Linked DNA regions of Homo sapiens: region 1 is linked to region 2. A link is an interaction called in ENCODE POLR2A ChIA-PET data of the cell type or tissue named here. Cell type or tissue: PC-9. All regions are shown on one strand. Links, peaks and the distances in the headings refer to the core of each region. The heading gives the core; the rest is flanking DNA. Region 1 holds the start of SLC67A2 (solute carrier family 67 member 2). Region 2 overlaps SLC9A4 (solute carrier family 9 member A4).

Region 1 (4,360 bases), core at 1-4,000, 220 kb before region 2:
CTTCCAAATCTTTTATTATTATTATTTTTACACAGAGTCTCCCTCTGTTGCCAGGCTGGAGTGCAGTGGGGCGATCTCAGCTCACTGCAACCTCTGCCTCCCGGGTTCAAGCTCTCCTGCCTCAGCCTCCCAAGTAGCTGGGACTACAGGCGCGCACCACCACGCCCAGCTAAATTTTTTGTATTTTTAGTAGAGACAGGGTTTCACCATGTTGGCCAGGATAGTCTCGATCTCTTGACCTTGTGATCTGCCCACCCTGGCTTCCCAAAGTCCTGGGATTACAGGTGTGAGCCACCGCGCCTGGCCGTGACTTCCAATTCTTTTGGCGTGTATGAGATGTCCTCCTAGGTTATAATGTGTACCTGTCACCAGAGCATGCTAAAATTTCACCCTAGCTATGTATTTAGTAGCCACAGTGAGTGGTTTTAATGGGTTAACATGAGCAGCCCTTTCAAGGCGCCTTTCCCAGATGAGTTACTCACAAAATTTCAAGCACAAAAAGACTAGTTTCCTCAGCTATAGGAGAGCAAACTAGTTCTCCTGCAAAGGAGTCTCAGAATAACTTGGGGGTTCACGATTGACAGTTTCACCTGGATTCAATTATATGTCTTAATTCTAAGTATCAGTATTCCACTTCTCCCTATTCAGTGCCACCTCCCATGAGAAACTTTGCAACACTGAATTTAACAGATCTCAGAATTAGCAACCTACACAAGTAAATTGAGATTTTGAGCAAAATCTCAGTAAAATGTCAGAGTCTTCTTGATCCCACAGTGAAAGAGGAATAAATAACAAGTTCTAAAGAAAAGAGGGGCTAGTCACTATTGTTAACATTTATTACTTACCATGTGTCATGGGCTTTGCTAAGTAATTTAAAGGCATCTTTTGGTGTCATGCACTCACTTAATTCCTTTCACTGCACTCAGAATAAACCCCAAATCTCTGTTATGGCCTTCTGGGTCCTAAATGGTCTGCACTCCTGCTGACCTCTCAGTTTGATGAGGAAGTTTCAGCCACACATATCTTCTTTCCACTCTTCTCAGCTTACATGTCACCTCCTCCAAACTGCTTTTCTAAAGTAGCTCACTCCCCACCTCATTACTTTCCACATCAAGACCGTGCTTCTTTATATTATCACCATATTATTTTACTTATTTTATGCTTTTTCATTGCATGTTTAGTATTTTTATTTATGTTTATTTACTGCGTGCTTATTATTTTTACTCCATGAGACTGTAATCTCAACTCAGGCATAGACCATCTATGGTTTGTTCACATTGCACTGCACCAGAAAGGATCTTAAGAAGCATGTGTAGAATTCTCACACCTCTAGAAGTTGGACTACATTATTTCCTACTGCTTTTTAAATAGGCAAACGAAAGCTTGGAGAGCCACGTTAACGTATCCTAGGTCTGTCACAACCAACTGGTGGCCAGGGTCTGTGGATCTTCAAGCTGGAGTTGGTCACCTCCTAGCACAACTCCATAGGAGGAAGTGAAGCTCAATACAATTCCCTCCTGTCCTCCAACGATAGGGGCAGCAGGGTCTGTACCCAGAGGAAACAAAGAGCATCATCATTATCATCACAAACTGGTGTGTGCTTACCGTATTGATGATGTGCCCAGTCCCCACCTTGCCTGAGACCAGAACTCCCAGCCAGCACCGGCCACGCACCCGCGGAGCTGCCAGGTAGCACCCGCCCCCTCTCTCTGCGCAGGCGCGCGCCTCCTGCTTCCGCTCGGGGCGGGGCTGGGCTCCCGGGGTAGGTCCGCGGCTGCTGCTGCGTCCGACCCCCGGCCGGCGCGGGTATGGAGCTTGGGGGTCACTGGGACATGAACTCGGCCCCGAGGCTGGTCTCGGAGACCGCAGAGCGGAAACAGGAGCAGAAGACAGGAACCGAGGCGGAGGCTGCCGACTCCGGTGCCGTCGGAGCCCGCCGCTTCCTGCTCTGTCTCTACTTGGTGGGCTTCTTGGTGAGTGCGAGCGTGGGGGCTGGGAGCAAGTGCTGACTGTGTTCGGGCCTGGGGACCCAGGCGGTTCTTGGAGCTTCCGGGGAGCTCCCAGGGAGTGGGAACCCGCAGTCCGCCTGGTGAGTGCCTCACTACCTATCAAGCTCTCCTCTTGCCCTATCACCCACTTCAGTCTGCATCTGGCCACACTGCTTTATTGCCCCTCGCGCTTTCTCTTGCACCCCGTTCGCGGAACGTCTTCCCTTCCCTGCCTTTTGAGAAGCCCTGGTACCAACCTCAGGTGTGACCAGGTGTTAAATGCTGTGGCAGGTGCAGCTTTTGCAGGGCGGAGAACAGGGGTGTGGGCAAGCTTGGAAAAGCCCAGCTGCTGTGCGGCTGCTGGTGAGGTAGGGACACGCAAGCCTTTTTACCAGAACAGGCAGGGGAGGCCGCTCTTGACCCCGCTTGGACAGATTTAGGCACATTTTCACTAGGATTCTTGGTTGACTTAAATATTAAAAAATGCAGATCAGAGTGAATTTTACCCATCTGCCTTTCGACAAACTGCGCATTGCACAGCGTAGGTTTGGTTTCATCATGATGTGTGTGCCTGTGGTTTGCTTTTTTACCAGACCAGGCTGGAGAAGCCGCTGTTGATGACCCCACTTGTACAGAATTGGGTGCATTTTCACTAGAGCTCTCGGTTGACTTGAATGTTTAAAAATGCAGATCAGAGTGAATTGTACCCATCTACCTTTGGACAAAGGGTGTGCATTGCACAATGGCGGTTTGGTTTCATCGTGTGTGTGTGTGTGTGTGTGTGCGCGCGCGCGTGTCCTGGTTTGCTCCCTGAGTGCTAATTTCCCACGTAGAATGGAAAGTTTAGTAAGCTGATTCATGGCATTTCTGAACACCTGCCATGTGGCAGGTGCTGCGGAGCTTCACTATTGTAATCCACAGTTCTGCCACAGAAGAATTCAGTCTTACAAGTAAGCTGATGTTGGTAGTTTCTGGGCCATTATCTGCAAGAACCCTAGATCCACCTCTGCACTCCTCCCTTTCCAAGGCTAGGCCTGATTCAGCCCTGAGTGTGAGCTAATCCAGTATCTTGAGGGTAAGGAAGCTGCGATAAGTGTCAATGGGAGAAGGCTGCCTTTGAGGCCTTGAAGATAGTATCTGATGGCACTGGGCCCTGGCAGGGAGTCATCGTTTTCTGCCCAGATGCAGATCAAGACCACCACTTCTCCCAGTTTCATGCACTCTCCATGCCACCACCTCCATGCAAGGCGTTCAGTTGGTAGCAACTCTATGTTGAGTTAATAGTTAAGATCACCATGAAAGCATGTTCATCAAATTGCTGCAAGCCCAGAAACACAAGGTCTTCAGGGAGGGCGGCTTTTTAGAGAGGATTTCTCTGCCTCTAGGCCATTGCAGGATCCACCCTCCAGCTCCATGCCTTTAACTTCAGAGACTGGCACTCCTTCTGACCACTATTCCTTTAATCTAGTAGTTCATTCTCAGCATGGGGATGCTTCTTCTACTTTTCAGTCTAGGCACCTAGAATTCACAACCAGTGAGTATGGGTGGTTCTTGGAGAGGAGTTGGCTGACATCCAGCCTTTTTAGTTATGGGTCCCAAGCTACTGCTGTCCTGTCTCAGAAGGGACTTGGGCTGGTTCAGCCAGATGAAAACATTTGAGCCCTTACCTGGAAAGTCCAGACTAGGGTTCAGAGAATTTGACTTAGAATTCAAAGTAGTTTTAGTATTAGAATAAAACAAAGCAATTCGCAGATCATTTGTTAAGGTCAGCCTTCCAATACAGATTTGAATATTCACAATTTATCATATGTTTTCTTTATGCTGTGTATTTGGCAAGTCTAATCTAGCAAGCCTGATACAGAATTTTAATAACTTTAATAATGTATTCAAGAGAACCATTAGGTGTCTCATATCTTAAGGGAAAAGTTTATGGTTTCCCAAAAGTTGAAAGAGTAGGGATTTTTTTAATGGAAAATATTGTAAACAATTAAATATATGAAGCTTTACATGAAAGTCACATAAAGCTACCTAACAGATGATTGTTAGGTAACATCTAAGGAACATTATACATAATTTAGTTTTTTTTTGACATATTTAGGGATGTAGAGACCTCTAAGATTCTTGGACAAATGGTTTCTGAATGGGAGAGGAAGGGAACAAGCTTAGAGAAGTCATTTGCCAAATTGTTCTGTTTTAGCAGTTATCCGTACTTCCAAGTTTTAATTTGTTTAGGAGGGAAGACCAAGATGACCCTTGAGGCCCGTTTTGTTTAGGATGCTTAGATGGTGATGAGATCTATTATTTCAACCACTTTTTTCCTCCAGATACTTGGTGAGATTTGTTTTCCATCCCATCAGCTTTATTCAGGTGAT
Region 2 (4,330 bases), core at 1-4,000:
AGCATTCATCCTTCAGTGAGCAGGTCAAAGGCAAGGAGCCCAGGTGAGGTGCACCTCTCATAGACTTGCGTAGCTCTCTATTCTTTATGATTATGTTTGTGTGGCCTTTTTTGTTAACGTCATGACCCTACCAGAGTATGGTGTCCATGAGGGCAAGGCCTGTGTCTGCTTCAAGGTGGCTGGCACATAGGAGGTGTCTTAACAGACAGGATTGGATCAAAGGTGTCAAATGCAAGGGGGTTGCAAAAAACTCAGTAACTAAGGTAAGTCAGATTTAAATGCAATATTTATAGATATAAAGGTCAATGCAAAAAATTACTGATGAATATAATATCAACATTTTAAATAATAGAGGATCGATATGCCTGATGTTTCCTTTGCCTGGGGCTCCACCATGATGCAGCAGAGCACTGCCAGTATATATCTGTCAACACTTTTCCATTTTAATATCAGAAGTTTCCTTAAAGCCATGTGATGAGCAGCATCAAAACAAACCGACAACCCCTCCACCACCCTCAAAGAAAAGTCACTAAGAAATAAGGCAGAAAGCTTTGTATTATACTGAGATATCCTCAGGGATTATCTCAGTATAATACAAAGCTTTCTGCCTTATTTCTTAGTGACTTTTAGTTAGGATTCTTCTCAGGCCATGTAAGAAATGCAAGGGTGTTTCTGATTTATTAGCAGGCAAGGGATGAAGGTGTTATCTCAGAAATAACACTCAGGCAATAGAGACAAATTTATTGCTACCTATTCTTAGCTCTTCTTCCAACTTCCTTTTTAAATGTGAAGACATAATTGAAGCATATGATCAAGTGTTTTTACCTGCTGAAGACAACAGGATGGAGGGGGCCCATGTTCCTTATCCTAAATATATGTTGTGATTAATTTTCCCAATAAATCAGTTGTTGGAGAAAAACTGGGCATCTTTGGGAAATTAATGAGTTCTTTTGACATTGAAGGGGCTCTCATTAAATGTCAGAGTTAAAACAGCTTTAAGAAGTATTTAGCCAGCTCTTGGGACAAGTGGCTACCAGAGGCTCTACCACGTTGCATAGAAAATCGTCTTGTAATGATGGGTTTATATTCCAGTATCACCCCTCCCTATGTCCTGCTTCCACAACTCCCTGTTCCCCAGGAATCCAGGCAACTCCCTGCTTCTACTCCAAGCTGGTCTCACATAGACTCAAGACAAATTTCACAATCTCATGTAGACCTTCGCCTTAGATGCAATTACAAACACAACTTTCTCTTTACATAGACCACCAATGACCACACCTCTTGCTCTCATCACTCCTTCCCAAATCCAAGTTATCATCTCAGAAAGTTAACTCATCTCTCATGTAAAAGAGGAAGAGAAATGGCTTATGGGAAGAAACATAATGGTAGGAAGGACAGAATCACATGCACGGGGGTCATGTCAAGAGGAAAATGAGACAGTCTTGTAAAATATGCTGCAATTCTACACATTCGCTTGCCCTTCCCTCCCAAAGAAAGATGTCATACAACTCTAAGGAAGCAACATTTGCTAGAAAGTAATTTTCAGAAACTAGGTAAAATATGTGAGCTTGGGCCAAGCCATAAAAATGCCAAGACTTAGATTACATATTTTAAAAATAATTTCTTCTTTATATTTCTGCCTCTTTACTCCTCGTATACCTTTAAATGAGGCAATGAGTCAGCGCCCCTTGGAATTCTGACAGTGAAAGTTTAGAACAAAGAACAGATATGACTCACTGATGGGGTATGGAGAAAGCTGTAGAGCTCAGTATCCCAGTCTCCACCATCTCGATGGCTTGCTTCATTTCCAGCTTCTTGTACAAAGAAACAATGCTTGATTTGGGTAGGTTCTTTCTGATGAGGATTTTCCGTAAGTATCTATGATCAAACTTCTTAAACCTAAAAATGAAAACCAACATTTTGGAAATCTTGAACGTCTGTATGTGTTACATTAAGTATGCATTTCTCTTGAAACAAACTACTTACTACTTAACTTTATTCTGAAGAAACATCAGGACAGTGCCTGGAATTCATAGCATTTGAACACATTTTTTAAAAAAATTCATAGCATTTATGCATTTTTTAAAATAAAAAAAAAGAATGGCCTACTGGCCTGAATACATTGAAAATCAGCTAAACAAAAGGAAGGGACAAGCTGCAATCAGGGCAAAAAGTGTGCATAAGTGAGGCGCGGGGGAGGCCCAGCCCAGCTCAGCTCCAATTGTAAGAGAAGAAATGAGGGGGCTGAAGCTTTTGAATAAGTGTTCCATTCTAATAGCGCATAACAGCGGCAGCTGCACTTACAGTAATACTGGCCTATTCAACCAGAACCCAATAAGTTTAAATGGCCCGGTAGTTACAGTAGTTTTGCCCCATTATGCTGCAGATCATTTTGAATCCTACCAATTAAGGGGAAGAAAAAAACCCTACGTATGTCCCAATAGCCTGAATGATGGAGATTCTGAATAGGCGAGACTGATGGCCGCTGACTATTGTAAGGAACCTCTGGCCAGCCCATTCGACTGAGCTGCGCTATGCATATGGTGCCTTCAGAGTCAGCCATTTGTTTGGAGTTGGAATTTTCAACACTTTCAATCATTTTACATTCAAAGAGTAGTTTGCCCGCCTGCTTTATTTTCCAGAGGGGCACATAGCTTTCCGGGCTGCTGGTTTATTATCTGGCAATTGGTTTCCTGGTCTGTGAGGTGCTAAGCCCCTCCAGGGTTAGGGGCTGGCTTCCTGAGCTTTGCTGTCCCAGCTCGGCTCAGACCAGGCCTCCTCTTATTCCAACTGGGTCGATCTTCTGTCTTCTAGTTTTCTGCCCTCATGAGAAGCCGCGGTTCCTGTGTATTCTCAGCCCACGGTAATCACCTCCCCAACCATAACACCCTCCCTGACTTTCTTCTCACTGAGCTCGCCTTGACCTTGCCCTGTTCAACTCCAGAGGCTGCCCTCATTCTTCCCATACTGGATGCTTTGTGTCTCCTGACGTGCTGGGTCCTCCCCTCTGCGCCCTCCACACCCTGACTCGCTCGTGCTTCGCTGCCAGCCTCTCTGACCACTTCTTCTCAATCTCCTTCCGCACTTTCTTTTCCTTGCCTGCGCCACGAGAGTGAGAGCTTCTCAGAGCCCCATCCTCAGTGAGCTTCCAGCTACTCACTGACAACTCTAGCCGCAACCTCCCTCCTGAACTGGAAACTAAGTCCAGTAAAACAATACATTCTGAAAGGTGAGATATGGTGAAGAAGAGGGATTTGGGCATTTTAAAAAAGAATTACTATATTTGAGAATCTTAAAGATCTTCCACCATGGCCTCCCCAACAATGGAGGAATCCCTTGCCAGGATTCCTAAGGAGGCACCAAGCTCCCTTTCTAAACTCCTTTTCTAAGCTGGCCATTCCGTGGTAGAGCTGATCTTATCATTGGGAACCTTGTCCTTGTTTTTAACTTAAATATTACTTTTCTAATTTCTACCCACTAGCTGTACCAGTTCTCTCTGAAACAACCTACACCAAGTCAACTGCGTCTTCCACCTGACAATTCTTCATTTTCCAGGCTTAGCATGCCCTGGAATTTCAACCACTTCCTGTAGGGGATGGCTCAGGAGCACTTTATCTTCTTGGTCTCCATTCCCTGAATTCTCTCTGATTTTATGCCCAGCTTCCAATGGAACCTTTAGAAGTTTGTCAGGGAGTGAAACCCTCAGCCTCCTTACTTGTCTCTCACTTGGTAGTGACTCCAGTGCCCACACACATCTTCGATTCCAGCCTTTAAGTGATCCATCAGCTGCCAAACAAACACAAGAAAATGATTGCTGGAGAAACGCGAACTCTGAAAGACACACAGGACAACTAAGACACTTTAAAAAACAAAGGAGCCTTTAATTTTCTGGAGCCTATCTGACTTTCTATCACTGTGTTCATGTAATAAAATATTTGGTGCCTTTCATAGTAATTTCATAGTAATTTCAACTTTGGTTTAAAGACTCTGTAGATAAGTTTCTTCATAATTCACATAATACGTAATGAAAACAGGGCACCTGGCATTTGCTTTGGATAATACTTTTCTAGAATGATCTAGGAAATTTCTCATTACTGAAATCACTCGGAGGATAATTAATAATAATAAAATATATCATATTTAAGATATTATTAAATAATTGTAATAACTTACTTTTAATTTCATTGCAGAAGAAAAGAACACACTGTTATCCAATCATATAATTTCTGAAAATATAATTCTGTTAATATTCTACTATAACATAGAATAACAAAGTATCTCTCATTTTAATATGCTCGTTTGATCTGAGTAATTACATATGACCACTTAA

What was found. Peaks named below come from ENCODE experiments on the same cell type or tissue, not always from the same donor. Only the 100,000 strongest peaks of a DNase experiment are listed, where the experiment ranks them.
Region 1: POLR2A ChIA-PET joins it to region 2 with 8 read pairs; 2 of 35 experiments call an interaction of 5 or more read pairs at or near these places.

The regions. Positions count from the first base shown.
Region 1 is chr2:102,734,259-102,738,618 of GRCh38, reverse strand. SLC67A2 (solute carrier family 67 member 2) reads left to right here and starts at 1,731. Exons shown (of 6, transcript NM_032718.5): 1 at 1,731-1,973. The coding sequence starts at 1,809. It also overlaps a transcript of TMEM182 not described here. RefSeq lists a silencer at 1,615-1,824. In PC-9, for the core only: no CTCF peak of the experiment used is centred there; DNase peaks (open chromatin) are centred at 1,728 and 2,238; H3K4me3 peaks cover 3,006 bases; H3K27ac peaks cover 1,541 bases.
Region 2 is chr2:102,511,659-102,515,988 of GRCh38, reverse strand. It overlaps SLC9A4 (solute carrier family 9 member A4), which reads right to left. Exons shown (of 12, transcript NM_001011552.4): 7 at 3,716-3,786; 8 at 1,738-1,899. Among named protein-coding and RNA genes, the nearest start is that of SLC9A4, 41 kb to the right of the region's middle. In PC-9, for the core only: no CTCF peak of the experiment used is centred there; a DNase peak (open chromatin) is centred at 1,728; H3K4me3 peaks cover 362 bases; H3K27ac peaks cover 2,651 bases.